2 separate regions of the Mus musculus genome follow, and region 1 is linked to region 2. A link is a loop called in an ENCODE intact Hi-C map of the cell type or tissue named here. Cell type or tissue: heart. All regions are shown on one strand.

Region 1 (2,500 bases), 57 kb after region 2:
AGGCGGATTCGGGAGTGACCGCCTAGGATCTGGGACTCTAGGGCTGGGGGCGAGCATAAGGGACACACTCTTACTTGTTCCTGGCACTGGGCCTCGCGTGGTACCCAGGCTGCGAGCTCGCGTGGCACAGTCCCGCGCCGCCCAGGGCCAGCAGGGCCAGCAGGGCCGGCGTCCAGCGACTGGGTGCTCGGGGTCGGGGCGGGGTCTCCTGACACATCTTGAGCCCCACAAGGCTGCAGGCGGCGGGGCCGCGGGAACCGGCAGCGGGCTCGGGCGCTCGGCGGCCCCTCTGGCTCTTCGTCCCCACGCCTCCGCACTGGCCGCTCCGCGGTCCCTCAATGACGCACAGGTCCCCCCGGGTGCCGCCCTCTTTAATTCACTTCCCTCTCCGAAACGTGACTCTTCCCTTCACCATCTCTCGGCCCATCGCCTCTCGGCAGGGGGTTCGGGGAAAGAGCCAAAGGGTTAGGAACCGGGGTCTTGGTTACAGACTTTTCAATTACACATTCCTTTGGTCTCTTCCCAAACGCCAGCAGCTCCGCCTCTCACCTTCCAAACAGCGCGACCCCAGCCCCTCCGGAAGTGCAGCAAGCTTCGGGCGGTCCCCACCTCGATCCCCCGGGGCCTCTCTCCGGCCAGAAGCCCAGGACCACCCATCAGTTATTGCCCCCCCCCCCCGGCGGGGGGAACCTACTCAAGGGGGACTCAGCGTCGATTTCTTCCTCTGAGGCCCCACCGCCGTCTACCCATCAATCTTTAAGGTCTTGGGCGAAAGTTGAAGACGCAGGAGCTCTCCTAGGCGCAGCTAGTACACGGCTTGAACTTTCCAAATGCGCGGGCTGCTCCTGGATAGTGGGGTTGCCTCCCCGCAGCTGCAAACTGTCATTTGCTACTCCAGTGTTTATGAGGAGATGTCCTGCTCGGACGTTTCTCTTTCCATCAGTATTAAAGGCGGATGTTTCGGTCGGTAAAATGCTGCGCAAACATGAAGACATGAGTTCAGATCCTCAGGCACCCACATAAAAAGTTAGACAGGCTTTCACAAACCTGTAATCCCAGTACTAAGGAGGTGGAGACAGAAGAATCTCTGAGGCTGCAGGCTCACTGACAGACCCTAGCTCAAGGGGGGAGTGCCAGAGAGAGCAATTGACAAGAGGATACAAGACATTAATCTCTGGCCTGCACACACGCACACAGTATGTATGTGCGGGCAAACATTTTTAAAAGACCATTTATTATAATAGTTTTTTTTTGTCTTTGCATCTAAATAGTTCAGATTCTGTTGGTGCCTTCCTGCCTCCCTCCAACCCTTCATTCCTCCATCCTTCCCTCCCTCTCTTGCTCCCCCTGTTGGTCATGTTTTCTGCCTATTCAAACGCTACAGGGGTCTTTGCCAATTTCTCTATAGCCTGACCAAAGTGACTCCACAGATAAAATCAGCCACAGAGGGTAGGGTGTTCTACTTGGGAAGCTGGGGCAAGAGACTCACCTTAGAGGCTAGCCTAGGCTACACACTGCACCACCAAGGAGGGGTATTCTAGAGGAGAGAGAGAGAGAGCTATTCCTTTGAAATTAGTTGCTGCTCCTACCCGCCCTAGTTGGCAAGCCTAGGCTCACTGCTGTACCTGTGAACTAACATGACACTGTTGGCTGGGGGTTGGAGGGACAGGGAAAGTTGGCTATGTTTTGATAAAACTAAATGAAGCCACTGGTTGTTTTATTTTCTCATATGCTTTGCTTTGATGGTTTTATTGGGTCCTTTTGATTTGCAAATTGAAGAAAGAAAATTCCCAAAGTAGAAAATTGTACCATGTAAGGACATAATCCGTTCATGAACTTTCCAAGTGGAAGATTATACAAATAGTGGACTGAAGTCATCCTGCCTTCAAAAGAGCCACGGGGGAGAAATAACAAAGATAAAAGACTGTCCTGTGTAACCTGATCTATGCCTTTCTCTTTGTCTTCTCTGTCACCCAGCTCTAACCTCCATTTTGTCCATTGAGTGTCCTGGGGAAGATCTAGTCTAGAAATGGAGACTGCGTGAAGGAAAAAATAGGGGGCAACCCACAAGTTATGTCCATCAACAACCGGCAGCATGTGTGTATGCATGTGGGTATGTGTGTGTGTGTGTGCGTGCGTGTGTGTGTGTGTGTGTGTGTATGCGCACACGTGAGCACCTGTGTGTGCAGTATGTGCGTGCACGTGTGCATGTATATATGGGTGTGTGCATGTGTGCGTGCTTGTGTGTGTATGTGTGTGTATGTGTACACCTATATGTGTGTGCATGCATGTGTGTACGGGTGCATGTGCATATACCTGTGCATGCAGTGTGTGCACGTGCATGTGTATATGGGTGTGTGTGTGTGCATATGTGAGTGCCCATGTGTGTGTATGCGTGTGAGTGCCTGTGTGTTCATGTGTGCATGTGAGTACATGTATGTGTGCGCACACACACACGTGAGAGAGAGAGAGAGAGAGTGCACACACCTATATATAAAAG
Region 2 (2,500 bases):
ATGAATATCACCGCCCCCCCCCCAGTGACAGGTGCATTCTAGACAGGCTTTCTACCATGCACATAACAGCCCCAGTGTGGCCTCTCACACATGCAAACCACAGACTTGGGCCACTCTTCATTTCAGAGCCAACTGTCCTGGGCTTGTAACATCCAAAGAGTAAGACCTCCAATACCCCAGGACTAAGAGTAATTCTTGCCTAAATTTACAACAGTCCAGGAAACAGAAGCCAGCCACGGCCCTACTGGGACAGCAGCCAATTTGACCAACATTTCTGGTCTGCCATGTATGTGGCATGTGTGACCTGGAGACTTGGGACCAAGGCCCAGCCCCTGCCAAGTTACAACCTTCCTAAATCTCTTAGACAGCAGCCTTAGGAGGCCACGCTAACCCTCCTCATCTATAAAAGAATCAGCCTCTTGGGTGTAGGTCATATTCACTTGTAGCCAGAAGCCCCACTGTCTTCTAACCCCAGGGCCCATATAATCTGGAAGGCAAAGGAAGTGTCTAGAGATGGACTACCCAGGAGTGGGTAGGGGTATCAGGCCTTCATACTCAACAGCTAGATGTCACCATGAAATTAGGGTCCTGAAACAAAAGACCCATTTAAGAGTCTAGCCTTCAAGTATGCCTGGGTCCACCCTGCCCCTTCCATGCTTACTATTTAAATAGTATCCTGATTATAACTCCTAGAATCTTGTTCAGGCCCCAGTGTACTGAGCCAAGCTTCCATTCGCCTGTCTAACAGGGGCAAGCCTAGCTCAAGGGCCTCCTGGAATTTCCTTCATAGTCCCAGCCTGCTCGTAAAGATCACCAGCCTGTGTGAGTGGACAGGGGGGTCCCCACAACCAACGTAGCCAAAGGGAAAGAGTCCCCTCACTCCCAGTCAAAACCCCCAACTCTGGCCCAAACCCTTGAAGCATAGATTAGAAAGGTTGTTTGGAGCAAAGCTTGGCAGCCTGGGATACCTGGCTGCTTTCTTGGAGGTCTGCCAGTGACTTTATCAGAACCAGCGTGACTTAGCCAGAGGGGAACCAGGCTTGGAGTTGTAGAAGGAATGGCTAAAGATTACCAAGAAGATGGCCAGAACCCTCACCCTCCCTGCGAAGGCCATGCCTATATGAGAGCAATGGCTGCTAAAGGCAAGGAGGGGGGAAAAGGCTCGAACCCCACCATGAGCCTCAGAGGGTTGCCACATAGTCCAGACAGAGAATTACCCTTTAAGGGGTAGGAAAAACTCGTGTGTGACTATCAGGAGATGGTCTGGGGACAGGTGAGACACCACAAGCCAGAGGAAGGGCAAGATGGCTGTGCTGTCGGAGCTCCTAGCAGCTCCTTCCACAGTCTCCAGGGTTCCCTAGAATAGGCATGGGTGCTACAGGCACCTTCCAAAGTCCACTGTTTAATTCTGTCTCGGTATGTGAGGCCCCACACACTAACTAGCCTCAGTCCCTTCTGGAGAGAACACAGCCCCCCCCCCTTTTTTGGCTCATCATAAAAACAAGATTCTGAAGGGAGTCCCTGCCTCTGAACATTCATAGAGAAAGCATGCTTGATGGCCGCTAGGGGGCGGATGGAGGAGAGGGGGCTGGGGTGTGACGGGTCATAGCTGGCAAAAAAAAAAAAAAATAATAATAACCATTAAGAATTGAGCGGCAGTTCCAAAAGTATAGTGAGGCCATGTGCTGCCCTCCCACGCTGCAGCCCAAGAATTAGAGGTCTGGTGGCAATCCACTGCCCAGCTTAGGTTCTCCCCAGCCTCCGTGGAGCCAGACAGAATTCCACTGTAGATACTCACCAGTGTTGGGGTTGTATACATCCCCATCGTTCACCAGCACCTTATTGAAGAGAACAACGCCTCCATCGCTGGGAAAAGGCTTCTGGGTAAGACCGGCTGAAAAGGACACCAGAGTGGGCAGCGGCACCCCTAGGGCAGAGAGAAGCCAGAGCATGTGGACCTGCCTATCTTCTGAAAGTCCAGAGACTCCCCTTGGCAGACCAAGGGCTAGTACAGAGAAACTGGACAAATGTGTGAGACACACAAACTGCATACGAAAGCCTCAAAGGGATTGTCTGCGTAGTGTGCCTGCACGCACATGTGCGAGTGCGTGTGTGTGTGTGTGTGTGTGTGTGTGTGTGTGTGTGAGAGAGAGAGAGAGAGAGACAGAGACAGAGAGACAGAGAGAGAGAGAGAGAGAGAGAATGAGAATGGAAGGTGAGGTTGCTGTGCACTGAGAGAGAGAGAGAGAGAGAGAGAGAGAGAGAGAGAGAGAGAGAGAGAGGAGAGAGAGAGAATGAGAATGGAAGGTGAGGCTGCTGTGTGCTGCCTAACTGCATCCATCAGGAGCTGATGCTGGGCCCATAGAGAATCATCTAGGGAGCTGCTGGCTTGTAAGCCAGTAAAACTCATCAGGACCACACAGGGTACAGCCCACCCAGCCTCCCCTTGGGAAACATGAACAGAGACCATGTAGGAGGGAGAATTCCTGCCTCTGAGTCT

Evidence for each region. Hi-C counts contacts between places; a loop is a spot of excess contacts. Peaks named below come from ENCODE experiments on the same cell type or tissue, not always from the same donor. Only the 100,000 strongest peaks of a DNase experiment are listed, where the experiment ranks them.
Region 1: it touches region 2 in a loop (7-fold over the local background); 10 of 42 quality-filtered maps call a loop at or near these places.

Annotation. Positions count from the first base shown.
Region 1 is chr17:71,310,644-71,313,143 of GRCm38, forward strand. It overlaps Emilin2 (elastin microfibril interfacer 2), which reads right to left and starts at 368. Exons shown (of 8, transcript NM_145158.4): 1 at 75-368. The coding sequence starts at 217. In heart, a CTCF peak has its summit at 1,332 (motif pointing left); a DNase peak (open chromatin) is centred at 308; H3K4me3 peaks cover 1,216 bases; H3K27ac peaks cover 1,186 bases; H3K27me3 peaks cover 696 bases.
Region 2 is chr17:71,253,321-71,255,820 of GRCm38, forward strand. It overlaps Emilin2 (elastin microfibril interfacer 2), which reads right to left. Exons shown (of 8, transcript NM_145158.4): 7 at 1,799-1,927. Among named protein-coding and RNA genes, the nearest start is that of Emilin2, 56 kb to the right of the region's middle. In heart, CTCF peaks have their summits at 1,562 (motif pointing right) and 1,761; a DNase peak (open chromatin) is centred at 1,031; H3K27ac peaks cover 2,264 bases.